Linked DNA regions of Homo sapiens: region 2 is linked to region 1. Evidence: chromatin loops called from intact Hi-C (ENCODE). Cell type or tissue: MCF 10A. All regions are shown on one strand. Links, peaks and the distances in the headings refer to the core of each region. The heading gives the core; the rest is flanking DNA.

Region 1 (16,271 bases), core at 4,208-12,207:
TTCTGAGAAGTTAGCACCAGCACATGCTCTCTCTGACTGCCAGACGGTTTCCTGCACACCTTCTGTGAACACATCAGTTATTATCGACTTGAACTTCTGCCTCTCTATTTGTATCTTCACACATTTTAAATTCAAATTACTTGCTAATTGATGCACCCATCATGCTTCAGTTCATTTCCTGGTACACCAAAGTCATTTGTAAGATTTCTCCTGGGTCTCCAGAATTAAGTTTTTATAGACACCTTGGAAGGGCTGATTTGCCAACTTGGTCTAGAGCAATACATGGGGAGGGAGATGCTGGATGTCACAGATTGACTTCTGCAGAAGCAGATGTTGAAGTAGATTTAGGGGGTTAGATATTTATTAGGGATTAGCATCTATGGAAGAAACAGAAATAACAGGATTCAGCAGAGGGAGAAGATGAACTGCAATGCGGGGTTGATGAAGTCTTGGCCAACCTGGTGGGGAGCTCTGGAGCAAATACGATCTGTCAGAATTGCTCTGTGTTAGCCCACATGACAAGGCTTTTTATATCCCAGCCCCACTAATTTACTGACTGGATGCCCCGCAAAGGGCAGAGCTTGTGTGAGGTGTTCTGCAACCAAGGCAGACCCTGATGGATCTGGCGGCTGAAGGCTCTCTGATGATCACCCTTCCTAAAGCTGGGCATCAACTTTTCTTGAAGGAGGATCTGGGTGGTGCATCTCTGAGTAACACATGAGAGTAACTGGCCATGCAATTTCATCACTCTTGTGATAGAAACTTTAGGCAATTACCAAGATGTCTGCCTTCTCTCTTACTTCCATCTTGTGTAAGAGTTAATTTGGTAGCTTGACTTTCCCCTACTTGGTGATAAGTTCCTGGAAGGCAGAATCTGGAAACTATGAATCTGAAGACCGTACAGGACATATCACAGTGCCCTTTATCTTATAAAGGTGGTGCAGATGTTTGTTCAATAAAACACTAGGAGAGAATTGTCTAAGAACCACAGGAAAAAGGACTGTCCAATATATCATTTTTGAGTAATTATTGAGAGAAAAAGATTAATTAGCACTTGTATCATACATGCTTCAAAATGAATGGCGAATGTACCAAATTTTTAAATATAAAAATTAAAACCCTAAGTCTAAGAAAACATAGGTAAATATGATTCTGATTTTGAGGTATTCAAATTTTAGAAGCAAATGAGGAGCCTACAAAAGAAATTCATAGTTTTCAGACATAATTTTTAAACCTCCATATACAAGAAAAATCTGCTCAAATTTAAAGACAAATGAGCAATTGGAATTTAAAAAAACAAAAGACAAATAAACAATTGAAAAAATATTTTTACCAGATCAAGTCATATTCTTAATAAATAAAGAAGTTATGCATGCTGATTAATTAATAAAAATACCCGAATGGAAAAAAATGGCAAATGATATTGAATGTACAATTTCAAAAAGAAAAAATACAAATGATGAAGAGCATAACAGAAAAAGTTTAGCCTCTTTAATAATCAATGAGTTACAATTTTAAAACCGAGGGGAAAGTTTTTTAGGTACCTAAGTGATAGATTTTAAAAAGGTAATACTCAATGTTGACAAAGGTTGGGGAGATGGAATTTACTTATAGATTTGGTGGCAGAGTAAATTTATACAACTTTTCTTGAGGACACTTTGTCTATATGCATAAAGTCTTTCATCCAACCAGTCTACTTTTAAATGTTTTCCCTAAAGAAATTATCTAAGATATAAACAGTGATAAATATCCAATAATAAGGGAATTAGGATTAAATAATGATTTATCCAATTACTGTGCAGCGATTAAAAATCACACAGTTGAAGGATTTTTAATGAAATTAGAAAATTCTGAGGCTATAACGTTAAGTGGAAAAAAGTCAAATATAAACTGTGAATTTAAATTTACTTATATTTATACATACACACATATATATATAATACTAACAGAAATTATTAGCAATGATTATGTCGGGATGGTAGAATGATGACAATTATGGTTTTTCCACATTCTTTTCTTTATTCTTAAAATTTTCACACTGTGCACATATTAATGATATTCAGAGAACTCAACCAGACACACACACACACACACACACACACACACAGAGAGAGAGAGAGAGAGAGAGAGAAAGACTTTTACATAAGAGGCTAATAATAAAGGAAACTTCCACCTGGTCCTGGGTGTTTACCAGCCACCCATCTTAGGCTACTCATCCTACATCCTTTCACTTTCCTCAGTCAAAATACTTAAGATAATGGTTCCTGTTCTGGAGACGTACACATTGCTCTAGAGTATAGTAAATATGGAACTGCACATGTTTGAATCTAAATCCCAGACCTGTCAATTACTAGCTGTGTGTCTTGGGTGACTGACGCCCTTGTACTCTCAGAGACTCACATTCTTCTTTTACAAAATGAGGTTATAAATATCCACCTAATAGTAGTGTGGCAGGAACAATGTGATATAGCAACAAGTCAAAGCACAGACTTGGGAGCTAGACTGCCTTGGTTCAAATTTTAGCTCTGCTACCACTAGTTGTGAAACCATGGCCAAGTTATTTAACCTTTGTGTCACTTGATGTCCCTCTATTTAATGGGAGATCATAATAGTTGCCACTTTACAGGGTTTTAGGAGGATTATGCAGGTTAGTGAGCATGTAAAGCAATACCAGTACATGCTGCACACTATGTCACTGTTTGCTATGATTATTCAATGAGGCATTTAATGTAAAACACCACTGAAGAAATAAAATTCAGTTAATTAAGCATTTGAGTGCCTACTAGGCTAAGTCCTGTGTTAGGGGTCCAGAATGTTAGAATATATAACCTCTGTTTTTAAGAAAGTCTTGATTTTGAGGGGGCATATACACAAGGAAAAAAAATCCCTGCAGAATAGAGAAAATCAAGTTAGAATTCTGCACAAGCAACCTTAGAAGCACAAAGAAGGAGCCCTACATCTAGCCCAGGAGTTCAAGGATTATATGGTGCTGAAGTTTAAAGCATGTAAGTAGGCACTCAATCTATGTCTGTTTTCTTCCTCTAATTCCATTCTCCTTCTAACCACCTCCCCTTGTCAGATCATTTAGTGGACATTGGATGACAAGAAATAGGAGAGGAAATCAAGGAGAATCGTGTTTCTTCTCCCTAATACCACCTACCCATTCTACCTATCCATTTCAGGCAGCCTGGCAGTATAATGCCAACTTGGATTCATATATGCACACTTTTGAAAATTCAAGGTCCTGTCTCCTTTTCCTGCCAGCCAGATATGGGACTTATATACTTCTCCCTGGGTTGGTTTGACCTTTAATGAAAGACTATGCTAACTCCTGTGCTCACAAAGCAGTAAATACCCAAGTCTTTCTGTCACAGAGTTTTAGGAACACAGGGACATCTAAAAATTAACTAAGCTGCTTAGCCAAAGCTCACCTTCCCCAGGGGTGCTTCTTTGTTCTGCAGGCCAATTGGGACCTGTCTGGATACCCCCTACCCCAAAATTGCTCATTTTGTTTGCCAGTCACTCCTTGCCTGGCTCTAACAGGCACCTTTCTTAGGAGTCTAACTGAGAAATTTAAATTTCTCTATACAGGCCAAGCCTCATGAGGGCTATTTGGGAAAGCCAGATGCACCCTCAGTCTAGAAATCCTGCCCTTCTTTTCTTCACCCTGTGAATTCCTGCTTGTCTTCTGAGACTCAGCTGTGGCATCACCTCATCTGAAACTCTTTCTTGACTTCTCTTGCCAGCTCAGTTAGGTGCTCCTCAGCTGTCATTTGAAGAGTGATAATTTGATGCCATAGTGATTAAATCCTATCATTTATTTGAGAAAAAAACCCCACTGATTTGTATACACAAATACAAAAACATACAAATTTGCCTTCTTTAACAAATTTTGTAACCTTCCTTTTGCCCCTTCAAACAGTATTTCCATTTTATTTTCCTCATAGAATTTTAGCCTAATACAATACAATTTTATGCTTTAACATGTTTTATTGTGCAGTCTTTAGTAATCTTTACCAAAAAAAATTTCCATAACTCAAAGTGTTAAAGATTTTTGTTTGGATTGAGTTTTCATTACAATTTTAAGTACAACATTGATCAAAACAATAAATTATAGTCTACATTTTGATGATTACTGGATTTAAAATTATAATTCAGCATGCAGCTTTAATGAGATGAATGGCTACTCCTCCCACAATTACTTAATGTATCCATGAATAAATATGACCAACCACTAGGATAAATGAGATTCAGCCTCAAGTACATTCCTATTTTTCATTTTAATAAATGCTTACAACTGAGAAATTTTTTCTTATAAATAAATTGACATGAATGGAAGTTTTGTAATAGCCTTGTCACTCTTTTTTTTGCACTTTTTCCAAGTTGTATATCAAAACCACAGTGATTCATCAGCAAAAATTATTTTTAGTCATCCAACAACTGACAAGTCAATGAGGTCTACCTTCAATTTTGTGGAAAGAAAAGAACTGGAAAACCTGACTTTCAGAAAGATTTGATTACTGAATCAGGATAGTTATCCATTTTCTCAACACCTAAACTAATATTTCAAATGGCCCCTTGTTTAGCACTTGGAAGGTTTCAGTAAACCACAGGGTTTACTGTCATTATAGACAGTGTCCCAGTGCTGACAAGCTTACTTTATTTGAAAAAGCGTAAGAAGTATGAGTTCTTAGGCAGTTCAATTTTAGGAAACAGTACAGATGGAACTGGAAGATCTGCAAATTAAGCCCTGACTGCGTACTCTTCAGAAAATCATCACTTTGCCCCAGGGGTGGTGTTTCCCGATTTGAAGTCTGTTACTTAGGTGAATCAATTAACAGATCATATAAGATTGGGAAGGCAGGTAAATTATTGATACACTTGCAGGATGGAGAAATTTCTCATGATTCTCTGGGAAGCCCCAACCCCACGGCCACTTGGTGCCTTGGGGCCATGTTGGTGGAGGACTCATTTCATTATTAAGTCTGGCATTAAGGCTGCTAGAAGACCTCATTAAGTTATTTCAGATATAGGGCTATAATTACTCAGTAACAGAACTGGCAATTTTCTGCTTGCATCAGAATTTAAGGAAACTAGGACCAGAAAATGCCTATGTATTTCCTGGCAGAGAGGACCAGCCTGGGAAGAGACATGAGGCAGGAATGGTTGCAATGATTCTCTTTGGTAGATTTGGCTACTATAACATGAAATGATATAGGGGTGTTGCCATTGAAAAGTTTATTCTTGCCCCCCTCTCATATATGTTTCCATCCAATTTCTTTTATAAGAGAAAAATCAATCAGCAAAATTATATATAATAAATTCTTTAGTTCCATTTTCTTCCACTTCAGATTCCTTTTCATTTTCAGGAAAGATATTTTAATACCAGTGTAAGAGTGTTCTGCACAGAGTATTTATACTCAATTTTAATTCACCCAAAAAGTGCTTACTTGCCTTGGATGCCCTAAACATTACCATACCCGAAAACTATGTCCACATTTGCTCTTGAAGAAATCTCAACCTATGGCATGAAATACCATCTATATACCATATAAACTCAAATGTTTATACATATACCTGATCTCTCTCCTAAGTTCCCAATGTGAATATCCCAATGTGTACCTGCCGACCAGATACCTACACTGGAAATCTCATACATATATATATGTATATGTGTGTGTGTATATATGTATATATATATACACACGTGTATATATGTATATATACACACGTGTATATATACATATATACACACGTGTATATATACATATACACACACGTGTATATATGTATATATATACACGTGTGTATATATGTATATATATACACACACTATATATGTATATGTGTGTGTATATATGTATATATTGTATATATATGTGGAGTGTGTGTGTATAATGAGTGCGTGTGTGTATATACATACATACATACACACATATATATTTACAGTGTAGGTATTTCCAGTGTGTGTGTGTGTGTGTGTGTGTGTGTGTGTGTATCTCCAACAAAACATGCCAAAACCAGAATTGTTTTTTCCACTCCCTTCTCCCATGTGCACCCATGTGACACCACAGTGTCTTTTGTTTCTATAAGTGGCCCCACAATGCACTGAGTTGCTTAAATCAAAATTCTGTTGGTCATTCGTCTTTTCCCATACCCCAAAATCTAATCCAATCCATCAGCAAATAAACATTTTAGGTAAAGCTGTGAAGGACAACACCTTAATAACATTTCTCATAGCCTTCCATTTTTTTCTCCACTAGACCAAGAGTGACTTCATGGATATTTGCCACTGCCTACTCACAGTTTTCCTCATTCTTGCCACCCTTTCCTCTTTCAATCCATCTTCTACACAGGATCAAGAGGGAAATTTTAATCATGGATTGTATCACATCACTCCCCTGCTTAAAATTCTTTGTGGTTTTCTATAGTTCTTAGAAGCCAAACTTTTTCCCATACCCTATAAAGCTCTATATCAGTTATCTTTAGTCTGTGATTAGAATTACTGGGAGAACCTAAAATAACAACAAGATCAACAACAGCAGCAGCAACAACAACCAAAAATCCCAAACACCGATGCCTGGGCACCACCCTAGACTAGTTGATTTGGAATTTCTGTAGGTGGAGCATCTGCATTTCTGATACATAGTCACTATCTCTCTCACTCACTAAGATCCAAATATACAAATCTATTTCTTTTTTAAAACACACAGAATTTGTACCTGCCTATGGACTTTTTCACTGGCTATTTCCTCTTTCTGGAATATTTAATACTCAGATTGGCACATTGGCTGGCTCCTTCTCATCACCCAGGTCTCCGCTCAAATATCACCTCTTTAAAGAGAAGAGAGTCAGAGAAGAGGGCAACAGACTTGTAAACCTTCATGTCTGTATACATGAGATTAGAGTCCTCATGTCAGGAGTTACTCCTTGCATTCTCCAGTCACTCACATATCACATGCCCTGTTTCTATGAGCTTGTCAGTGGTTGCTCTCCCATTTTCTTGCCTGTGGTATGTAGCCATCCTAAGAAGCAACAGAATTATCAAGTTAGCTTTTTAACTCATGTTTACATGCATATTTATTCAAATAATTATAATTCACTGGGACAGTGACTGTAAGAATGTATGCATATGTATGCAGGATTATCAAGGTCTTAACATGCCATGCAAACAGGAGTCATCTCTGACTGCCTCTGAGGAATGACACTTCTCCTTGGGATGTATCCTGACATACAGACCTTTATGATCATCCTTCAGGGAACTTTCTCAAGAAAATACTCATTGAAAATCCAGTTCAATTTTGGAAACAACTTTTTTTTTTTTTTTTAGATGGAGTCTTGCTGTGTTGCCAGGCTGGAGTGCAGTGGCATCATCTCAGCTCACTGCAACCTGCAACCTCCTCCTCCTGGCTTCAAGGGATTCTCCTGCCTCAGCCTCCTGAGTAGTTGGCACTACAGGCGCGCATCACCATGCCCAGCTAATTTTTGTACTGTTAGTAGAGATGGGGTTTCACCATGTTGGCCAGGATGGTGTCGATCTCTTGACCTTGTGATCCACCCACCTCGGCCTCCCAAAGTGCTGGGATTACTGGCGTGAGCCACCACACCCAGCTGGACACTGCATTTCTAGGGATGTGGTTGACTTTGGTATAAAGCCCTTAGTGGTAGAATGAATTTCAACTTAGATATCCAAGCCCAATTTTGCTATAAAGGATCTTCCTGTATTCCTCCACTTTCAATATCTTAATAGGACTTGCATTGATAAGGAGTGCTAAAACTTACAACGTACTTTTACAGGTAGATGTTCTTCCTTATGTTCTCCCTTAACTCCCTGGGTAGTTGAGGCTTGAGTACTAGGTAGTTGAGTACCAGAGTTCCCACATATGAGTGTGTAGCTTGTGTGCTATAAAAGTGTGCCTGGATGAAAGCTTGGGGAATGAAACTCAGTCCCTCACCAAGGCAGTCGCCTTCCTTAGGGCAAAGTCAGCCCAGAGGAAAGGGTGTGTTTCCCATCTTCAACCACCAGAGGGAACATTTTTCCTATTTCTGCAACACTGCCATCTGTCGTGGCTTAGCCATGGCAGTACTACTATTTTGGTTAGTTGTTTATTGCTTTATTTTGCAGATGAAAACTCCGCTATTGAGAGAGGTGAAATATTCTATCCCAGCAGAAAATCTTCCAGTGAGTCAAATATCTGCTAGTGAGTTGACAAAAAAAATCTAGAGCTCTTTCCGTCAGCACTTGGAAATATTCTTATTGTTACTGTTGGATGACCCCTGGTTTGTAGACACCGCCTATAGGGCAATGGTTGGGTTCAGAATTACAGAGTGAGAGGCATAAGCATCAAAGCACAGAGAAACATATTAATAAAAGCCTCTGAGAAATAAAAATGAGATCCCAAATCCACCAACTGACTGAACAGAACCCCTCTTGGCCAAGGGGACCTCAGAGTAATCTTGAAAATTGAGTTCTCAGTCATGACAGTATGTGAGGTCAGACATTCCTTGTAATATCCCCTCCCTTGATAATCACCATTAAGCTTTCTTCCCTAAGGACCAAACAGAAACCAGCCCTTTACAGAGACTCTACCACTGATATCAACTAACCAGTAATGACTGCCCCTCCCTTTTGTGGTTTTAACAAAACAGCTGACCAGCATTTCTTCCTGATAAGAGACCACAGACTATGAAGTGGTTCTGGCCAGTCTATGGAGGGTGTACATTAGGGGCTTTTGTGTCCTGTGCTTCACATTTGTCATCAGAGGGCTGAAAACACCACCCTCGGGTCACGCTAACAAGGCTGTATTTTGAACATGGGTCCCCTGGAGAATCATGAAGCTCAGTTGTGAATGTGTGTGTTTCTCCTTTTAAAAATATTTATGACTCCTCTTATAGCTCACTAAATATGTAAATGTGGCCACCTCAGCACACACTCCTGTTCCCTTTTCTCCTCCCTTGAAGAGTCTGTTTTTGGCTCCTGGCCAGAGGCTATGCTTCCCAGTCTGTCAGAATGGCCACCATGCAGGTTGCAACGCTTTATGAGAAATAAAGCTCTTGTTTCCACATTTATGAACCTCATCATTCTTCAGTTGACATCTCCAATTCCATGGGAGTCATTTAACTTATCAGAGTTCTTTTCTCTTTTGGAAATTGAAAGGGTGGACTCAGCACCAAATAAGGTTCCTCTGGGCTCTAATATCTTTGGCTAGAGGAGATGACAGAGTTTTTTTTTTTTGTAAAAGGAGCTATTTATTTGCTCTTCCATCACAGCTGTCCAAGGTTATTTGAATCATAGCCATCTTGTGAGAAGACTTCTGCCACATTAAGCCATTTTGGAATCATCTTCAGCCTCGTTAACGACGTAGCAGGGTTAGTTTGGTCACTACCGACCTCCCTTTTTATCAAACTTGCTGTTGAATTGAATCTCTAATTTGGATGAAGTCGGGTGTCTCATCCCCTGGAGTTTAATTACACACACATTCATTGATTCTGGGCCTGCTCCCTCAGGTCAAGAGCACACAACCACCTCACAGCTTTCTGCAAAGAGGACATGTTGTATAAGTCTATGCTTGCAGTCTTTGGAGGAAATGATGAAGGTTGGAGAAAGGAAGCAAATAAATACATTTTTTCTAAGTCAATTCAAACTAGAATAAGTCACTGCCACACATCATCTGCCCCCTCCTCCCCAGGGTCCCCCTTCCCCTGGAGCCTCCATCAGTAAATGAATTTAACCTAATTTGCTGCTCTCTAGGGAGAATGCATTCAACCACAAGCTTCCCAAGGTGCTTCCGTTCCTGGTACAAAAAGCTGAAAATGTCATCGCATTTGCAAATGAACAGAAACCTCCCACTCAAAGAGCATCAGTGCCACTGTGGCTCACTGAAGCAGCTGGCAGGAGCCTTCCTCTCACTGCCATTGCTTTGTGGTTAGAATAATACACACATAGTCTTTTCATCTAATGACGTTGGCAAGTTTAACTTTCTTTGCAAAAGTAACAATGCTTTGCCTTCAACCAGCAGACTGTTCTCTCTTTCTTTGGAAAGGGCAGAATGGTTTCTATTTACTCCTGATAGGGCCAGTCACCTGCAACCTCTAGACATGTCTTCACTTCAGCTTTACCCCATGCTGTATAAACTCCATAGGTCACAGTGGCTTTGATATTCTTCAGCTATGAAAGTCTGAATTCTAGATTGAGATGCTGGCCCCATCAAGCACATCTTTCTTGGCGTTTTTTATTTGTCAAGGAGGGATGGGCTCAAAGCAGAATACTTTACACCCCTCATGATTTGCAATGACCTAGCTTCAATCTTTTCTCAGATTTAATATTTTCTGAGTAAGGGGCCCTGAACTCTGGCAAGAGGTGGCTTCTGGGTAAAGGCAGTACAGGAAATCTCCAATTTACTGGGGCTCTTTCCATGATTTTTGAAGCATGAAGGGACCATCATGGTGACTGGTTTACAGCACTGACTAATCCAGACTAACCAGTTCATTTTGTCACAGAGAACTCCCAGAGTGTGGCCAAAAGTGTTCGCTAGAGATTCTACCAGAAACTGCACTTACATTGTATTGCAAGCTTGCCAAATGTACATCCCAGAAAAGGCTAACACTCAGGACAGCTCATTACATGTTTTCATCTATTCTGCAGGAACTAGGACCACGGAAATGAGAAACTCTAGTTATAAACTTTACTGACACTTTAAATACAATAGATACACAAGGCTGGGTTAAGTATTATCCTCCATCTAGCAATGGCAATCTGGTTGGTAATCGTGCACTAACACTAAGGTAGATGTTCTGAGATATATAAGCTATCCTGCTCAGATATAACACATCGATGCCTTTTACATCAAAACTCACTGAATGAGCTGTGTAGAGGCCTGTCTACAAGTGCACTCAGTGAATAAAATTACCCCATGCATTACTCAGCTCAAATTGCCATAATAAAATACCACAGACTGGGTGGTTTAAATTTACACATACTCTGGAGGCTGGCAAGTACAAGATATAGGTACCCGCCAATTTGGTTCCCAGTGAGGGTTCTCTTCCTGGTTTGCAGACAACTGCTCTCTTGCTATGTCCTCAAATGACTGAGAAAGAGACCTCTGGTGGCTCTTTCTTTCTTATAAGGGCACCAGCCCTATCAGATTAGGGTCCCACCCTTATGACCTCCTTTAACATTTATAACCTCCTCAGAGGCCTTATCTTCAAATACCATCACTTTGGGGGTTAGGACTTCAACATATGTATTTGGGAGGGGGAACACATTCAGTCTATAACACCCACAAATAGCCAATTATGGGACATAGGACCTCAGGTGCTCTATCATTGAACCTGTGCCGTAATTATGAAATGAACACTCTTCAGAGGCCTCACTCACAAGTATCTGCCAATTAAGATGTATGTGTGGAGATGCAGGCAATGCTCATTCAGTCACCACCAGGGGCCTACTCTGTTTCATGACCTGTACAAGACAATGGGAAGCTAAATAGGATATTGTTTCTACCCTTAAGTATATCACACCATAAGAGAGTTAGGGGACATATAAAATCAGATCATTACAAACACAAAAAATGGTCTAAGTCTGATGTTAAATGTATACCTACAGTGTTATGAAAATTAACACCTAGGAACATCATCCAGCCTAGTTTATGAGGTGGTGATGAGAAAAAAAGCTTCCTGGAAGAAGTGATCTTTGAGTCTGATATGATAGTTTTTTGTGATATTTGAGAGTCCAGAAAGGAAGTGTTTCAACCTTCCAACTTTTTCTCAACTAGGCAAGTGTTTAGAAGCAAGCAAGGAATGACTTCTTCTTCTCTTCTCAGCCTGATCAAATAATCAGCTGAATTAGGACACCTCAATGTATATCAGGTGGTATATCATATTCTGTTAATATGGTATTACTGCAAATGCCATCCATAACTCAAATTTCACCAAGAAAAGTGATTACTTGGAAGCTTTTATTTTTCCATCTTCACTTTTTAAAAAAAACCACAAACCCAAAAGAAATTAATAAGATAAAAGCATGCAAAGCTTAACTTCATTACACTTTGAAATTAAATTGAACTTGCATGTCCCATAGTCAATTAAAGACACTTTTTTTTCAAACTCTCCTGACAAGGAATTTCCAAAGAGCTTAAGTTGTATTTACTCACTTTGTGGAGTTTTGAAAACTGGCTCCGACAGAAAAAAAATATGAACAATACCACGGATATGTTTTTAACTTTTTAAGCTATCCCATGAGAGACCAGATATAATCGAGTTAGGAAAGACACAATTAGCTGGGCAAGGACATTTTCCTGAAGTAAAAATAAACTCATTAAAGGTTAAGCTCTGGGCAGCATCATTAAGACCAAGGCAAGGAACAGAGCTGTGATACTAAATATTACCACTATTATAATCTCATTTAAGACGTGGCACCCAAGGAATTGGGTTAGGCTCAGAATCCTCCTTCACGGGCCTGCAAGAGTGTATTTCATTTCATCTCACTGAGCCTACCCTATGGGCAAGAGTGGTTCACAGAATTAGGACTATGCTGGAAAAGATAATTATTTTCTACCTACTCTGGTGTTGTGTTTTGTCTTTAATTTTGTTTTTTAAAATTTTGTTGTTACCCCCAGTCTCTGAATTTAACTATTAAATAAACTGAAGTAATATTCTTTCACGACCTCCTCCCTTTCCTACATTCCTCAGCAACCCTGAATGAGGCTCTATCACTAAATTTGGGGCCACATACAATCACTGTTTTAAATAGAAGCCTGGATCCCCTTCAGCCACTGCAATCACTCACTGGTAAAACATACCCAGCATGACAATTCAGTGGCCTCCATGTGCAGATTATCCTAGGGTTAGTAACGAAGTGGCCAATGCCAGCAGTTAGAGTTATTGCTGTCTCTATCATCAAAGAACAAGTGTAATAGAGCAGTCTTTAGTTTCCGAGATCCTTAAACATCAGGTGGATTGTTTTTTGTTGGTGCGTGTGTGTGTGTGTGTTGTGTGTGTGTGTGTGTGTGTGTGTGTGTGTGTGTGTATTTCATACATCTCTTTCTCCCACAAACCTTTTCTTTTTCTTTTTAATTTTAGATTCAGAGGGTACATATGCAGGTTTGTTACATGGGTATATTGTGTGATGCTGAGGTTTGGGCTTCTAATGATCCTGTCACCCAAGTAATGAACATAATACCAGATAGGTAGTTTTTAAACACTTGTCCCCCTCCTCTGTTTTGTAATTCTCAGTGTTTATTGTTGCCATCTTTGTGTCTGTACCTATCCAATGTGTACCTCCCACTTATAAGTGAGAATATGTGATGCCTGAAAACCTTTCCTAACCATGCCAAGAGAGTTTGTGCCCCTATTTAACTACTGAGATTGTGTTGCAGTTCTCCTAACACCTAATAATACAGACCTGTTTGCAGGTCTCCTACCATTATCACATGACAAGCTTCTTGAAGACAGCTTAGAAACCTATATATTCTTAGCTCCTTGCAAGTGCATAACACTAGAGTAACTGCTCACCAAATATTTACTGATGACTAGATGGACGGATAAATGGCCATCTGAGCCATTGGATCTGAGCTATTACTTGCCAAAATATTTAACGGGTGAGAAAAGTAGGGACTCTCTCAATTCTGTTTAGTGCAGTAACTTTTGTGGGAAGAATAGCCCTGCATGAGGCCCTCCTACTGCTCCTGATGTTGTCCATGTGCAGGCTGGGGAAGCCAGGGTGGAGATCATTCAAAAAAAGGAATATTGGGGTTATAATTTTGGAGGCTTTGAATGTCATCCTAAGGGTGTGGCCTTAATTCCATGGTGAAGGTTTGGAATAAGCAAGTGACACGATTAGATATATACTCCTTGGGACCTACTTTGGTAGCAATGGAAGAAGGCCAGGCCAAAAGCAGACATGCCTAACAGGCAACTTCTTAATTTTCTAAGAGAAACACTAAGAAGGCTTCAGTGTGGGTGAAAAGAAGGGCATGGGATTGGGAACTATTTTAGAGGTAAATGCATCAGATCATCATAGCAAAAATTCATCTAGAAAAATTTTCAAATGTCTCCCATATGGGTTGTAAAGAAAAAGGTAGAGATGAGAAAAAGGACAGAGCTTAAAATACAAGTAGGGACTTATGTCTAGTAGAGTAAGTATCCAGAACCCTGGATTGTGGTACATAAATATATATTTTCTCAGATGATACTCATGGGTAGCCTCCATCATTTTTTCAAAGGGCCTTGGAGAAATAAACTGCTTCTATTAGTAATGCCCACAGCAGGCCAATCAATCAGTACTCAGACAGTACCTGGAATTTTCTAAAAAGCTTATGCTGCTTTCCAGATTGAAATAGGGTCCGCTTTGTTTTTGCACTTTATTGCATTTCCCAATAAAATTCTGTCTAGTCACTGGAAACCATACATATATATATATATGTACCATATATATATATGTACCATATATATATATATGGTACATATATATATAGGTACATATATACGTGTGTGTGTGTGTGTGTGTGTGTGTGTGTGTGTGTGTATATATATATATATATATATATATAATATCACTGCTGAAGAGTTGAATCTATACGATTAGGGTAAAAAAAAAGTTGCCTTGTGACCTTAAATAGAAACAATAGTAGAATCAAAATCAGGTGTCCTAAAGGTCTCTGCCAAAGTAATATGTCAGTCAATAAAAGAGAAATCGGGCAGGTTGGAGAGGTATGGGTCGTTACTTATTATCAAAGACATGACTCAACTGTGGGTTAGTGCTTTCCAAAACTGGGCATTATAGTGCAAAATATTCCAGAGTATAAACTGTAGTGTACTCAAGTAGTATTTTCTCAGGCTTCTGAGTGCTGATAAGTATTCAGTAAATGCTCAACTTCAGGACTCAGTCCAGGTACATTGCCTAGTGGCAATGCCTCCAAGCCGCGCTAGGATTTGAAAAGAACTAAGCCAAATGCCAAAAAAAAAAAAAAAGAATGTAGACAGGGACACTGCTAGGGTAATAGTAGTAATAATAAAATGGTTTTAATCAGATGGACTGATCTTTCAGGTCTAGGAAATAGGGTGGGGGAAGTTCAGGGGAAAGATAAATTCAGGGTCGGTTTCATAAATCAGGCTATGCATCTAAAGTAAGAGAGAAAGGTTAATGCAGAACATGACCAGAAGGACTTTGGTGAGAATCAGGTTCTGGTCACCTGATCAAAGTAGAGTGCAAGACTTCCTTTCCAACGGGCACCAGAGATTTGAGGCCGTAGAAATATGGGAGAGAACAGGGAATGGACTAAGTGAGTAAGTCAACCACATCTACTCCTTGTCCAGTCTCTTATGTCACTGTTCTGCGGTTATACTAGTAGAGCATTTCCTCATCTGGGAAGTCTGCAACTTAAAGTCTGTGGGAAATGTTCAGTTTATTCTAACAAGGTAATTCATACAGAAAAGGGTCAAGAAAACTGGGAACTATCATTCAAAAGCCTCAGACCTCTGCTCTGGGTATAGAACAGTAGACTATTACAAACTCTTCTGGTTTGCACAGAAGAAAAATGTTGACAAATTGCCCAGCTGCATTTTCTGTGTTATAAAATTGAAGTAGGGGGAGGCAGTCAGCAGATGCTGGCTATACATTGCACTTAGCCTGGGATGGGGTCAGGACAGCACGGACAGACACTGTTTAATGGAAAGACCTATGTCACAATGCACTGAATTTCTCACAGCAAGGCTGTAAATGACATCAAAATACAGACATCTAAGCTGAGACCCTTAGCATCATCCTCAAAGCACAAAATGTTCACGGAGGGAAACCCTGGAATCTCCCCCTGAAAACCTGTTAATGTGGCTGAGAGCTCAAAACTGAATCATTGAAAACAGTATATTTTATGGACATAGAGAAAGATGCTGCTTTTCTCCTGACAATCTTCAAAGAGGGACCAGGTCATGATAAAGCAAAGCTGAAAGTCACTGCAGAGCAGGTCAGCAACCCACAGAGACAATCTTCCCTAAATTGGCACTTTAATGCCTTGGGTTTTAGCATTCTGGCCTCAGATGGAAAACCTGTATGGACTCAGGACTGGAATTAGAAAATTTTAAGGTTAGTTTGTTGGAGGATTTTCTAAGTTATCTATCCAATTCAGTTTCCAGGGAGGTAGTGAAAGGTTACAAAAATAAATAAAAAGACGAAGAAGAAATGCTTTGAAGCCAGAAATGTTTGAATTCAAATCCTGGCTCTACCATTAGCCAGGTGGATAACCTTGGAATTCGACAAATTACATAATGTCCTA
Region 2 (16,271 bases), core at 4,014-12,013, 600 kb after region 1:
TAAACAAGGCATTTCTTTGTCTTTGGTTGAATTCTTTTGGATTACCAATAGTAATTGAAGGATCAATTATCAAAGAGTTTGAATAGCTAATGTAAACCGCAAACTCACCATACAGTTTTTATTCCAAATGTGTTGATAAAAAGATACTTTGTTTCTTTATCCACTTTGTTTTTATAACACTTAAAAACCAATACAAATCAAAAAACCTAGTTAAAGCTATTTTCTGGTTTGTAGTTTTAATTAATTTCCCCTAGGGTAGAAATTAAAGCTGATAAGTCACACACACACACTTTGTTGGGGTGGGGGTGGCAGGTGGAGAGCACTGTACTTGGGTTAGCTACAATTAAAAACAGTATTTCAATTCCTCATTTTACTTATTTTATATGTAGACAGGGCCTTAGTGATAAGATGGTATAAATAATTTAGGATATTCGTGTTTTAAAGTGAAGCATAAATATTTTGCAAAATGTTTTCTAGTTTGAAGGATGTTCCATTATTAGGATTTTCAGATTAATCTGTATGGTCAAGGAATACCAGTGAAACCTGTAGGTTATTTATTTTCTGTAGTGTCATTTTGTCAATGGTTGGTATTATAATTGTTCTTTTCTTTCTTTTTTTTCTTTTTCTTTTTATTTTGAGATGGAGCGTCGCTGTGTTGCCAGACTGGAGTGCAGTGGCATGACCTTGGCTCACTGCAACCTCCACCTCCTGGGTTCAAGTGATTCTCCTGCCTCAGCCTCCCGAGTAGCTGGGACTACAGGTGTGCACCACCACATCCAGCTGATTTTTGTATTTTTTTTTTAGTAGAGACGGGGTTTCACCATGTTGGTCAGGATGGTCTCAATCTCTTGACCTTGTGATCTGCCTACCTCAGCCTCCCAAAGTGCTGGGATTACAGGCGTGAGCCACCATGCCTGGCCCCCTCTTTTCTTATTCATTTTATCACCAGTGCATAATTCTTACTGACATTAGATTTTAAAAAAGAATTATGCTGTAAATCTTTATAAATTGTATATATATTTCTTAAATATTGCAATTGTCTAAACGTTGTATATTTTAAGGCTGTTTTCTCTTGCTCTCAATGTTGAGGAAAACTATAAATTGACCTATAATGCATCTACTGCTAATGGTTTTGGTTAGTTTGATATTCATTGTTTTTAAACAGTTTCCAATATGGAAATTTTAACACCTTTTATACAGTTCTCTACTATTCAAGATAAAGATTCTTTAAAATATCTCACCAGAAACTTATAATTTTATACTTTGTAATATTTAGTTTCTATAATTTGAGGAAGGGACTTTTTCATTTGGATTAAGTAAAAAGCCTTTATTTGATTGCCAGCATGAGAATTCACCTTGGTTTCTATTTTATGCATTTGTAAATTTTTTCCCTAATTACATGGAAGCTATTGGAACTTTTGTATTCAATGCTAAATACTAAGTCAAAGGGAGTATAATAGGTAAGTTTTTTCAGTTACTGTGTCTTTAGCATTCAGTCATTATAAGAAAATGATCATAAGAAAATCATTATATTATAAACATGTAATTATTTCATATAATGATTATCATGTACTGCAATGTTACTTTTAAAATAAGCTATTAAACTAGTTTTTATGTTTCAACTAATGCAAAAAAAAATAAAGAAATATCTGAGACTGGCTAATTTATAAAGAAAAGAGGTTTAATTGACTCACAGTCCCACATGGCTGGGGAGGCCTCAGGAAACTTACAACCATGGCAGAATGCACCTCTTCATAGGGTGGTAGGAGAGAGAACGAGAGCTGAGTGAAGGGGGAAACCCCTTACAAAACCATCAGATCTTGTGAGAACTCACTCACTATCATGAGAACAGCATGAGGGGAACCTGCTGTTTGGATGGGGACACAGAGTCAAATCATATCAGGGGTTTTCTTCAATCTTCTTACACACATCTTGAAATGACAACTATTGTTAAAGTGATGGAAATTTCATTTGGTAGAACAACAGGCAGATATGTGATCTTATTAAAACTGTTACTATGATTGAGGATTTCTTTCTAAGGGAATACAACATTCTCAGCATTCTCCCCCAACAAAACAAAAGAAACAGATTTCAAAACAAGGTCAAATGTAATAGAGCGCTTAAAAAATAAAAACCATTAAAATTGTAAAGACAGATTCTACAGGAGAGCCAGATTAAGTTATTACCAATTTAATCTGAAAGTAGATATTGTAGAAAGAAAGAAACAAGGAAAGGGTTTGTTTTACAAAGATTTGTTATCTTATTAATAACAAAATAGAATAATGTCAAACAGAAAAAAATATTGAATGTAGGTGGCAGATATCTTTCCAACTCTCTTTAGTCTCTTGCTACATCTTAACTTCCTTATTATAAAAGTAAATTGCGTCTCCTCTGGGCCCAGTTTCAATGACCTCAATGAAGCTGACATGCAACATCTACAAAATTACACAGGTACATGGATGCCCTTTAGTAACTGGTTGACTTCAAGCAGGTCTGGCCATGAAGTCAGACTATGAAGCAAGTTTCCCAGGATGGAAAAACATGCATTCTCCCTCCCACAAGCCAAAAGAAAATAATGAATGGCCCCTTCTGAAAGGACACAAATCCTGGGTACAGTGGGCTAGAAATTTTTCCAAGTTACTTGAAGTCACTTAGTTTATCTCCTTTCTCCTTCCTACACAGATAATCTTCCTGGCCTCTTGAGAGCACCATTCAGTCCAGGGTATTCTTAATGCACAAAATTACCACTTTTGGTCTTCTGAAAGACTGACAGGGACAGACTGAGATGAGAAAAAAATGTATTTCCTGCTTAGGATGAAGTTCAAGACATTAAACATATATACACATAAAACAATTAGAGAAACCATACATAATGGTACAATCTAACGTTGAATGTTGTGGCACAGGCTTTAAGCATTATAGGATTTCTTCTTCCTGATGGTACAATTCAATTCAACATGCAGTTTTTTTGAATAATGTTTACCACTTGTATACATGAGTGTAACCATGACCACAAGATGAATTTTTTTTTTAAAAAAAGACCCAAACGCAGAACATTTTCAAGAAATTTCAGAACACTTTGGGCATGGAGAGCATTGTGAAAGATTCTAGAGGGGGACCACTATGTCCTACAAAGAAAAAAGAATGTAATTTCTTATTAGAATACCTAGATGCTATAACTTCAACTTTCTGAGAAAAATAATTATGGACCTAACATTCCACACTCAGTAAAAATATCAATCAAGTGAGAAAGTGAGAGGGAAAAATTGAGGTCACTTTCCAGCATGTAAAAATTCATCAAGTTGATTTATCATGCACCCTTTCAAGAAAATTACTTGAAGATGTTCTCCAGCCAGAACAAGAATTAAGTCCAAGAAACGTAAAAACTTGAGATCCCAGAACACTGACTCCAACCCAGGACTTGGGTGGAAAAAAACTCAGGATGACAGCTTGGCATCCAGCCCAGAGAGCAGCTGGTTCAGATTGTAATAAGAAGTCAGATGGTTCTGGGAAATCCGTCTTCAACAATTATATTACATCACTTATCAAAGATGGAATATGTTTAAGGCAGATACATCATCTTAGTGTTTGATGAAGGCATACAATAAAAAATAAAATAAGACACTTTGAAATCATAGGATAGTAAACAATGTTAACACAATCACAATAGAAATACTGTGCATTGATATTTTTGATTTTAGATTCAACCAATGAATAAAGCATGCAAGGATTAATTATGATTACAGAAGAGATGACCAAAGCTAACAAAAGTTGTTAGGATGGGAGAACAGTGCATACAGAAGAGTAGGGAAAGAAGTAGAGGGAAGGATAGGAGTCCTAATTTACTCATCTTACTAATAACAGCTAACATTGGGTACTTAACATTGTGCTCATTCAGAGATAAGCATGAATTAATTCAGCTAATCTCCCAAAATGAGAAAACTGAGGTGTATTAGTCAGGGTTCTCTTAGACGAACAGAACTAACAGGATATATATAAAGGGGAGTTTATTAAGTATTAGTTTACATGATTACAAGGTCCAACAATAGGCTATCTGCAATCTGAGGAGCAAGGAGAGACAGTCTCAAAAAAAAAAAAAACCACAAAAAACTCAGGTGAGCACTCACAGTACCTGGTTTTAACTTCATATCGCTGAAAGAGGCACTGAAGAGATAGAAAAATCAGGCCTGAGTCACTGAGGCCACCCCTCCCCCATCCTGGCAGTGGTAGGGAGTGGTGCAGAGAGCATCTCTGGGAATTTGGAGTGGAAGAACACAGCCACTGGGTGCTGTCCTGTTAGAGCAGAAAGGAAAACCAGACTAAACTCAGCTGACCCCTGCCTATAGAGGGAGCATTTAAACTAGCCCTAGCCAGAGAGGAATCATGGATCCCAGGGGTTTAAACTTGAGTTCCCATAAATTTTGCCACTGGGGGTTATAGTGCTGTCTGTCTCCAAGAAAACTTAAAAGGAAGTCTAGGCCATAAGGACTGCAACACTTAAGCAAGTCCTTGTGCTGAACTAGGCCCAGAGACAGTGGTCTGGGGGCATCATACCAACTGGGGCAGCCAATGGAGTGCTGGAATCACCTTTCCCCTAACCCCAAGCTGCACAGCTTGTGGCTCCCTTCCTTCCACTTGACTAGAGAAGAGGAAATAGTTGGGGAGACTTTATCTTGGGTCTTGGATACCAGCTCAACCACAGCAAGATAGGGCACTGGTTCTGGCCTTAGCTCCCAGATGACATTTCTAGATACACCTTGGGCCAAAAGGGAACCCACAATATTGAAGGAAAGGACCCAGTGCTGGCGGCATTCATCACCTGCTGACGGAAGAGCCCTTGGGCCCCAAATAACCAGCAGCAATACTCAGGTACTACATTGAGTGCCTTGGATGAACCTGTGAGAATTGCTGGCTTAAAAAAGGAAGAGGCGGACATTAAGAAAGTCAAATGAATAGTTGTGAATTTCAAGCTGGGCAAGGAGAAAAGAGGTGGAAAGGATGTGGAGCTGACACAAAGGGGAAGATGGACAGAACAGGCAGATCAGAGGTTTTTATGAGATTAAATGGAGTAAGAGCCAGAAGGACGAAAGGTTTGGTCAGTTACTGGAACTTTAGACTTCGATTTCTAAGATGGTTCAAACTCCCAATTACAAAGTGTAATGCAATGAATGGGTAACTGAATTGTGACAGGTGACAACATGCTAATAGCCCTCGCTCCCTCTCAGCGCCTCCTTGGCCTGGGCGTCTGCTCTGGCCACGCTGGAGGAGCCCTTCAGCCCACCGCTGCGCTGCAGAGGCCCCTCTATGGGGCTGGCCGAGGCCAGAGCCGGCTCCCTCTGCTTGCAGGGAGGTGTGGAGGGAGAGGCGTGGGCAGGAGCCGGGGCTGTGCGAGGCGCTCGCGGACTGGTGCAGGTTCTGGGTGGGCGCCAGCTAGGCAGGCCCCGCACTGGGCGCAGCCGGCCAGCGCCTGCTGGGCTTCATCCAGGGATGAGCTCCCTCTGGGCTGCCAGAGTGCTCCCGCTAGATGCGGCAAAGTCCCGCTGCAAGTGCCAGTGAAAGGTGAAGCCGGCTGGGCTTCTGGCACGGGTGGGTACTTGGAGAACTTTTCCATCTAGCTAAAGGATTGTAAATGCACCAATCAGCACTCTGTGTCTAGCTAAAGGTTTGTAAACGCACCAATCAGCACTCTGTGTCTAGCTAAAGGTTTGTAAATGCACCAATCAGTGCTCTGTGTCTAGCTAACCTGGTGGGGACTTGGAGAACTTTTCTGTCTAGCTAAAGGATTGTAAATGCACCAATCAGCGCTCTGTGTCTAGCTAAAGGTTTGTTAACACACCAATCAGCACTCTGTCAAAACGGACCAATCAGCACTCTGCAAAACGGACCAATCAGCTCTCTGTAAAATGGACCAATCCGTTCTCTGTAAAATGGACCAATCAGCAGGATGTGGGTGGGGCCAAATAGGGGAAGAAAAGCAGGCTACCCGGGCCAGCAGTGGAAACCGGCTTGGGTCTTCTACTATGTGGGAGGTTAGTTGTTTTGCTCTTTGCAATACGTCTTGCTGGTGCTCACTTCTTGGGTCCACACTACCGTTATGAGCTGTAACACTCACTGTGAAGGTCTGCAGCTTCACTCCTGAAGCCAGCGAGACCACAAACCCATCAGAAGGAAGAAACTCTGGACACATCTGAACATCTGAAGGAACAGACTCCGGACACCCTATCTTTAAGAACTGTAACACTCACAGGGTCCACAGCTTCATTCTTGAAGTCAGCGAGACCAAGAACCCACCAATTCTGGACACAATTGGAGTGAAAATAAAGTGATTGGAGGTGAATTCAAGCAATAATAACATCTTGGATGGAACAACTATTAGACCATTAAAAGTCTACAGGGTAATGGTAGCAACTGAGGAGCTTAAAGAACTAAGACCCAACAGCTGACATCATCAGAGAGGTCAGCAGATGACACAGTGAAGGCATTTCTAGCAAGGAAGACTTGTTTGGAGCAGAGTAGAAGTAAGGATCCTGAGCTTTGCAAGGTCATGACATCCAGGATTCAGAGCTGGAATTAAACTTCAAAATTTCAAATTTCTGGTAGTTAACAGATCTACTTACAACATCTATTTCATAAGGGTCTGTGACAATCCAGTTAGATGACATATATAAATAACCTAGTGCAGTGGTAGTTAGTATTATAATTAGTATAATTCACCTTGTTATGAACTCCTGTGAGTAGAGAGGAAACACATGTCGCTAATCACATCCCACATTTTCATTTGGGAGATAGGCTGTTGGAAAACAGACTAAGGGACCCACTGGATCACGCCACCATTCTGTGATTGGTCTGGATTCTAAAACCGGTTCCTTATTCCCAACACTGAATTTAATTCATTCTGAACAAGACAAGTTGCATTTGTTTTAAAAACTCCCTGAATGCATTTAGGTAAAGAGAAATAAATCTGCCTTGAGCTTCACATTGGCAAGAGAACATACCATTTTAAGAAATGAAACAAATAAAAGTGAATCTTTAAGTTTTAGGAAATATAGTATACTGCTATAAGATCGGAATATATAACTCAAAATTGTTTTATTGGTTAGTTTTACCACCTTAATACAAAATGTACTACTAGAAGCTTAAAAAGAGCATGTCTTTTGAATTTTAATGAATTTTAGTGAAATTTAATTACAGATTAAAGTTAGATAAATGGGTTGGTGGAATACAGGTCTAAATATTCATTATGTGTCCATTAATTAAACTGCTTATTATTAAATTAACTTGTTAATTTAATTTTTTGACGAATTACAATTAAAATTTTTTCATTTTGTGAAAGACCTAGTTCATGGTCCCAGCTGTATATGATACAAGTGAATACTAATTCATAGCTGAACAACTATCATTTACTCTTTAAAGCATAAGTGTATATTATTCAATGATGTATCTATGGAAGACTTTTATCTTAGACTCACTCAATAGCTATATTTTTGATGGAATAAGGCAGAGACCTGAGCAAAATTTGGTAACTGTGATTGAGGGAGTGGAGAATTTGGGCTCCTTTTCTTCATGAGCATTTTTTCTTCAACCTCTTGCTTTTCTTCAATGGCTTTTTGAAGGGAAAAGTCATTATTACTAGGAAAATCTCTTTTATATTACTCTTTAATTTTATTTTGAGTAAATTTGTGTGTGTGTATGAGTGTACATTCTCTAAATTTTAACACGTGTAGATTCCTGTTATCTACCACCATAATCAGGATGTAAAACAGTTCCATCACCCCCCAAAATATCCCTTGTGCTATTTCTTTTTGGTCACCACCTCCCCCTGCCCATAACTCCTGACAACCACTAATCTGTTCTCCATCTTTATAATTTTGTCTTTTCGAGGCAGTCATAAAAATAGAATCATGCAGTAGACTTTTCTAAGACCAAACCAAACAGAATCCCTAGGCTAGCAAATGGCTGATGTCACAAAATCATGCAATTTATAAAGATGCCATTTTTGGAAGTTTTACCGCCTTTTCTTACTATACTGCTTGAGTGCACCAGATACTGTTTTTCAATCTAGAAAGTACTAAGAACTCCAAAGACCCCCCACTCCACCCGCTTTCTCTCAACAGTCTTAATCACAGACAATTGTCAGTATCTGTAAGTACTACTTACATGTTAGCTTTCATCCTATAGGGCTGAGTCTGGGATGTTTTAGTCACTAAAACAGTATTTCTCAGAGCAGGGCCTCTCAAATGTCTCGTTACCATGAGGGGGTAACTTCAGTGGTATCAGTATACAGAACCTTCCCACTGTTCCAACATTTGTAAATATCCTTGTTATAGATCTTTTGCATGGTATAATCATTGTGACACAAGAAGCTGGGGCCCATAGTCTTTCCCAAATGTTTCTGAGGTTGCTCAGAGGGTTCAACCACTAGTTTGTGGGTATAGTCTGCCATCTACAGTCCACAGGTGGTCTTTGCATGCTTGCTTTCATGGCAGTTTAAAAATGTGATTTAAATGCAAATAATATGTTTTGGTGTCTTCTGTGAAAGAATGGAATAGTGCATCTGGATTTCTTATCAACAATCTGATGATCTGACTCCCTCCTTCAAAACATTATACCTAGCTAAAACTCTGTCCAAATTCCCTTAATATTGGGCCAGAATTTGGGTATCACTGATCTGAAGAAAAAAATATTGGGGAGTGAGTTATATCAGTCTAATTCTGGGGTAGCTTACATGGTTTGAGGTTCGTATGTTTAGTTTACACACTTCGAGTTTCAATTAAGGTTCCCAGCTGTTGGGGGAAAAAAACACTTTTCCTCATGCAGATTTAAATTCTGTGGTCAGAAATGCAGAAGGAAAGGTAGAACAAAAAGTAGTTCAAGTCTTTGCAATTTTATTTCTCTTTTCCTGAAACCTTCTGCCACCCATTTCTTCACCAGATTCTTTTATTATCAAGATTCAGGCCTCAACTCAAATGTCACCTTCTAGAGAGGCTTTCTCTGACCAAGTGAGTAAAGCGGCTACTCTGTCCTTCTCATCCCCATTACTTTCTAGCCCATTACCCTGATTTTATTTCTTCATATCACTTAGCACTAACTTAAACTGTCTGATTCAGTCATATTTCTATATATTTATTGTCTTTATCTCTTCCCCCTCACCCACTAGAGCAAGGGCCTTTTCTTGTTCACTACTACATCCCCAATACTTAGAACAGAGCCTGACCCATAATAAATGCTTTAAAAACATTGGTTGAAAAAAAATAAATAGATACAATAATTTGGTGACACTAGCCATCTAGTGATTTGGTTTGGTCTGGTTAGAAAAGTCTACAACATCATGAATGCTCACCTCAAGCAACTCCGAACTATGGGGAACTCCTGAAACCATAGCAGTGTACTGGGAAGAGTTTTCTGAGCAGCCCATCCTGGGAGTTTTGGAGAGCACTGTTTTAATTGCTGGAGGAAAATAGCTTTTAAAAGCAAATTTGAGATTGTGATTTGATAAAAAAAAATGTTCATGTAAGATTAAAAAACTTGGACTCTGATCCCTAGATTTAAGGGGAGCTCTAACAATAATTATCCCCAGAGTTCCAGTTTCACGTAAGAAGGAGTAAGCATGCTTCACACCTTTTCTCACACTGAATATAATTACAAACCCTGGACAGAAGGCAAGAACAAGTATTTGAAGACTCTGAAAAGTAAATAACAGCAGCCAAATTTTGTAGTACCATTAATCTAAATCCATACATATCAATCATAACATGAATGTAAATGATCCAAACATACTAATTTAAAAATAGGAATTTTCCCTAAGCTCATCAAGCAGTATACATTTTATATATACAAGTTATATGTAAAAACTTCTTTTATATGTCGGACCTCAAAAAAGTGAGATTTTTTTTTAAAAAAGAAATTGTCAAAATGGATTTTTAAAAACCGTGACTCAACTCTATGCTATTTACAAGAAACACAATTCAAATATAATACACATTGATTAAAAGTATGGGTGTGTGCCTGTAGTCCCAGCTACTCGAGAGCCTGAGGCAGGAGGATCACTTGAGTCCAGGAGTTCGAGGGTGCAGTAGGCTATGATCACACTACTATACTCCAGCTTGGACAACAGGGAGAAATTCCATCTCTTAAAAATAAATAAATAAGACTGAGACACGAGGATCTGGTGTTCCAACCCAGCAGGAAAATGCGGCCTTTGACTGAAGAGGAGACCCATGTCATGTTTGAGAAGATTGTGAAGTACATCAGGGAGAATCTTCAGCTGCTGCTGGACCGGCCTGACCGCACCTACTGTTTCTGGCTGCACAACGACCGGGTGGACTATGTGAGTGAGAAGATTGTGAAGCTGGATGCCAATATCTCCGGGGACAAGCTGGTGTCACTGGGGACCTGCTTCGGAAAAGTCACTAAGACCCACAAGTTTCGGTTCACGTCACAGCCCTGAATTACCTTGCACCTTATGCCGAGTATAAAGTGTGGATAAAGCGTGGTGCAGAGCAGTCCTTCCTCTATGGAAACCATGTGTTGAAATATAGTCTGGGTCGAATCACCGAAAATAGTTCTCAGTACCAGGGGAGTGGTGGTGTACTCCATGGCAGACATCCCTTTGGGTTTTGGGGTGGCAGCAAAATCTACACAAGACTGCAGAAAAGTAGACCCCATGGCGATTGTGGTACTTCATCAAGCAGACATTGGGGAATATGCACAGCATGAAGAGACGTTGACTTAAAACGAAGTCATTGCAAGGACAGCTGTGTGGAAGGGCCGAGTTTTGTTTCCTGTGTTTGTGTAGACTCCACCATCATGTTGAATTTTGTCAACACTATGGCCTCTTCAGGGACATCTTAGTTTACTGTACTCTCTATCACTGACAGATGCAGGCTGGATTCTTATTATATACAGAGATGGCTCAAAAATGGGGTTTCAGATCTTTGTGTTTGTGATGAAACAGAATACTCCGTTTCAAAAAAATTTAAATAAATAAATAAAGGATGGGAAAATACACATATTCTCAGTAGGAAAGCAAACATGTCTTCCATATGAAACAAGTATTACACCATTCATTTGTGTATTCATTCATCAAATATTTATTGAAAATATACTAGGTTCAAGACATGATGCTGAACATTTTTATCTAACTCATAATCTTAAAAGCCATATTTAAGAGTGAATTATGTCAGTCAGGGACCAGATGATAGTACCTGAATCACAGTAGATAGGTAGAAATTGTAAAAATAAATAAAGTAAACAAAAAAACCTATAGTCCAATACTTGAGATAGCTTTTGATCTATAAAGGCAAAATTTCCACATGTGCATCAAGATTGTCAGGCAAATTCATTAAGTGGAAATAAAATGGAGAGAGCAAAATCAGTTGAATAAAAGAAATAATTATATTCTTTATTGAGTTATACATCTTTCTTTTAAATAAGCATGTTTAACAAAATTGAGGTAGCAAATACAGTAATCAGTCCACCACTGTCACATGGAAAATAGTATTACAATTAGAAGAGAAGTTAAGATGAGGTTAGGAATCCTCATTGATAGGGAGTATTATGTGGATCTTCTATTCTGTTTTTGGTTAAATAGATATACTTTTCTTTAAAGTAGGGGTTTTGTTTGTTTGTTTGTTTGTTTTTTCCATTTCTACCCCTCCCAGTCTGATCCAGTTACCATCATCTGGGCTTCTGACTAATGCACTCTTAAATATGTCTTTTAAGATTATGAGTTACTATCTAAAAATGTGAAGAACTTATCATTATACCTTAAACTTAGTAGATTTTCAATAAATATTTGATGAACGAATGCATAAATGACATGATACTTGTTTGATATGAGATACATGTTTGCTTTCCTATTGGGACTTAGAGATTCCAGAAACATTAAGTTGGATATTCCTACAGTCCTAGGAGAATAATGGGAAACTTTCAAAGCACTTAGCATGTGTCAGAGACTATTCTAAGTGCTTCATAAATATTTACTGCTCTAGTCTTAACAAACATTTAAAAGCTATTATTCCTAGCCCTATTTTTAGATGAGGAAACTGAGGCACAAAGGGTTTTAATAACTTGCTTAAATTCTGCTTTCTTAAAGAACTACTAGTAAATGATAGACATGGGATTCAATGTCATGTAGTCTGGTTCCAAAGTTCCCACTCTAAACTGCTACTGAATTTGTATTCCAGTAGGTCTGCAAGTTGAATGTGCATCAGAATCACAATCAATCACATTCAACTTGTTAAAACAGATTTCTGGGCCCTATCCACAGAGACTCTGATTCAGTTGGTCCAGGGTAAATTCTGAGAATTTGCTGATCTAACAAGTTCCCAGGTGATGCTGATTCTTTTGGTCCAAGGTGCAGAAGTATACTTGAGAAGAAATCAAATTGCTACTGTGGACATTTCTTCTGTCTAATCCACTCTGGCTGAAAATAGAGGTTTCTGATCCTGACTGGACAGTACTCAAACTTCATATGCACACTGAGATGTGAGAGCCTAGTACATCTGGCTCTCAAACTAAAGTATGATTCCATATTCTTTCTCCCTACTGTTTGATCTTACAAGGTATTTTCTTTTTTGTGATAACAAAGTCATGCCTAGATTCTGATCGTTACCCCCAAATAAAATGATACTATTGATATGGTTTGGCTGTGTCCCCACCCAAACTCTCATGTTGAATTGTAATACCCATAATCTCCATAATCCCCACATGTCAAGGGAGTGACCAGGTAGAGGTAATTGAATTATGGGGACGGTTTCCTCCATGCTGTTCTCATGATAGTGAGTGAGCTGTCATGAGATCTGATGGTTTTATAAGTGTTTGGTAGCTCCTTCTGTGTTTATTCTCCTTCCTGCTGCCTTGTGAAGAAGGTGCCTTGCTTCCCCTTCACCTTCTGCCATGATTGTAAGTTTCCTGAGGCCAGCCATGCTAAACTGTGAATCAATTAAACCACTTTCCTTTTTAAATTACCCAGTTTTGGGCAGTTCTTTATAGCAGTGTGAAAATGGACTAATACAACTATGAAATGACCACTGAGACTTTCTGTTGATTTATTACTCACCCATTCAATTTTACCTAAGCTATGCAGCAACTAGAAAATGGTAAGATTCTGAAAAATATTTCTTACTGTTTTATTTTGTTCGAGATCAAAAATTTGGGTACTATAGAAAAGCACAGTGAAATTAAGAAACATTTTTTTGTAATGCCACCACAAAATGTTAATTGTGGTAGATTCCAATATAGTGCTTCTCATCAGTTTTTGATTCATGCTTTTTTGTAAAAAAAAAAAAATTAGACAAGTTATATTAAAGGACCTCAGCAAATAGTGTTTGAAAAGACTCACTGGAGATAAGGGTGAGCTTGCCTGAAGCCTCCCTGTGTTAGACTAAGACCCCTTTACAAATTGCGTCATTCAGGATATGACTGCGCCAAGAGGCCTGTTTCCAGAAGACACTGATCAACAAAAGCCCAAGCCTCCTTAATGTGACATTATTAATTTGCTGCTTGTTAGGGAGATAAGAATTATGCTGATCGTAATGAGTTATGCTTTCAGCCATGAAAAACTTCTCCTCTTCTCAGTGCTCAGATTATCTATCATTAGTCTGATCAAAAATTTTGGAGATATGCAGGTTCATACTAAGATGTGTCTAATGCCTGGATTGTTTTATTAATATAGGCACCCGAAGTGGGCTCTTGCTTTGCCTAATTTAGGATCTATAGTGATTAACTTTATCATCAAAATTCCATTTTGTGCAGTGACAAGTAGAAAGTACTGTACAAATTCTTCTGACATGCTGGTCAATATCAGCTTTGAACTATAAACCAGGACACTGCTCATGGCAGCATGAAGGTTACAAAGCAGTGAATCTTTTCCTTTCTAAATAGCCTGCTTTATAAAGAGAATAATTGTACTGAGCAGATAGCAATGTAGAACAGAGTAGGAAGAGAAGAGGGTCATCAGTGTAGGAAGTGAAGGGCTGGGAGGAAGACAATTATCTACTTTACTTTTTTATGTATTTTTATGAATTTTGGTTTTAAACCTTTACTATCAGAGAATTAACCAGTTCTCATTCTGGCTACTTAAGACTTTCTCATGCCAGAAAAGTGTGGAATAGGGAGAAACCCCCTCCTTCTTTTGTTTAGAAATATAAATGTCATATTGGTTTGTTTTCTTTATTCTTTTTATCAGCAGAGCCAGTGTGCTGCTATTGTTTGCTGGCCTAACAAAAATGAAATCAAGGCTTTCACTGAACAGTCTGCCAAATGTTGAATCAACAGCCCAGCTTCTGCAACAGCTTGCTTTAATGACCCTAGACAGCTTCTATTTGAATCATATACTGGGTCACAAGGAGGAAATAGGTATAACAGAAAGCAGGATGGGACAGAAACTAAATTAGAGCTTTAAAGGCTATTTGGGCTGCTGTCAAATCAGTTCCTCAGGGAAGCAGAATTATTTATTAGCTTCCTACTACATGCGTTTTGTAGTTATTTCATGTGCTATGGTAAAAATGGATGTTTTGTAAAAACTCCATCCTTCTAATAAAACAGTATATTCAACTAGTCTAAACAAATCCTTTTATGATCTTCAAAATTTATCTGGGAATTTTGATTTATTGATTCTTAAAACTGTGATGACCCTAACTGACTAGTGCAGTCAGAGTTTTTATGCAAATCAGATAAGCAGCTTCTCTTCAGAGGTTTGTTTGAGTCTCGGGAATTACATGGTTCACTCTGGCCCCTCAACAGGCAGAACTGAAATTTACCACTCACAGTCTGAGTTGCTAGAGACCTGAGTAAGATCTCAGGACTATGAGTTAATGGGAATGATCTGTAATAATGATTGTGGTATTCCTAGCTGGCCACTGGTGAACCAAGCAGAGGCAGTCAGACTTTCTTTTGGACAGCCAACTCACTACCCCATTCCACCTGCTTTGCCGCACTGGATTCACCATTTCCAGGAAACCTTCAGTGGAAGAAATATTCAAGAGCATATCCTGAAGGGAGGGCAACAAGGAATGTTTGGTTCCCCTTCTCAATGAGAACCACTCTAATAACCTAAAATTGTGTAATCGAAATGCCACTGAAGTTAGCAGACTCTTAAGAATGACATTAATTGGGTTGTTGTTGTAATAAATGTTGGCTGAGAGATGGCCTGACTACGTAGAAGGCCTCTTTAACTGTTGATGGCTGAATGCCTTTGGTTATTTTCTATACAAAAGTCTGCTTGAGTAAAGTTGGGTAGGGTGATAAAAGTGAAGCAAAATGAAAAAAAAATTAAAGCTGAAGAGGAAAATAAAGACAAGTATATTAAACATTTTTGGAGATAAAACTAGAAATCCCTTCCCATATTTTGTATAGGTCATCACCACTGCTAACTGCCCAGGTAGTAATAAATCCACCTGTTCCCTTCTTAAAATATTGAGAGAGTGTTCCCATTGTTGAGCTAGGTTTTTCCTTTTCTTAAGACATCTTTTACCAAATGGAAGAGGAAGTATGTGAGTTAAGGGGTAAAGCTAAGGGAAACAAAGGAAAGAGCCAATGGCTTCCAGGACCTGATTTCTTAATCTACCTGCTGTCATGTAGACTTGGACCTTGTGTTCATGTCAACTGGTTATGTAATAAGTTAACTCAAACACTAAGATACAGCCATTTTACTTAAAAAAAAAAACTATGAAAATCCCCTCTTTAATCCACCAACTTCAATGCTACACAGTTTAATTTTAGTTCATTTTAGATTATTTTGCAGTTTTACTTCCCCTTTGTCATTTATTTGCTTTCACTAGAAATAGACTATTTTATTTCCATTTCTTTTACTCCTAATTTAGCCTACAGATGAGCTAGAACTGAGGAAGGCTACAGATGTGGGCAAGTCATATTTTCTGTTATTTAAAATTTTGTACTCCTAGACGCGATGTTTTTGAGGAGATAGTTTATCTGTAGGACAGATTTTAATAAAAAGATAATATAGTATTATAAAAGTATATTTATAAGAATAAAACACAAGTTGTAAGCCATGTTATTCTGAGAAAATGCTCTATGAACCAAGTGTGAAAGAGTTGCACTGTCTTTCCTTCATTTGAAAATCTCTAATATAAGTTTTTAGTAGAATGATAACCAGAAGTGACTCCTGAATGACTAAGGAAAGAGGAAGTCATGGCTACTAGAGCGTACGTACTAAATGAAATGTAGTGATTTGCAGCATGGACTTTGAAATCCAACAGACCTGGTTTGAAAAGCACTACTGCTTTCTAGTGATATGACATGGGGAAAAC

The links. Hi-C counts contacts between places; a loop is a spot of excess contacts. Peaks named below come from ENCODE experiments on the same cell type or tissue, not always from the same donor. Only the 100,000 strongest peaks of a DNase experiment are listed, where the experiment ranks them.
Region 2: it touches region 1 in a loop (23-fold over the local background); 12 of 110 quality-filtered maps call a loop at or near these places.

The regions. Positions count from the first base shown.
Region 1 is chr3:131,786,930-131,803,200 of GRCh38, forward strand. The region is part of intron 2 of CPNE4 (copine 4); the gene reads right to left. It overlaps LOC105374113 (a long non-coding RNA gene), which reads left to right and starts at 15,881. Exons shown (of 7, transcript XR_007096089.1): 1 at 15,881-15,962. RefSeq lists enhancers at 9,585-10,121, 9,715-9,764. In MCF 10A, for the core only: a CTCF peak has its summit at 8,043 (motif pointing right); a DNase peak (open chromatin) is centred at 8,022.
Region 2 is chr3:132,391,064-132,407,334 of GRCh38, forward strand. It overlaps the pseudogene NIP7P2. Among named protein-coding and RNA genes, the nearest start is that of DNAJC13, 18 kb to the right of the region's middle. In MCF 10A, for the core only: a CTCF peak has its summit at 8,437 (motif pointing left); a DNase peak (open chromatin) is centred at 8,418.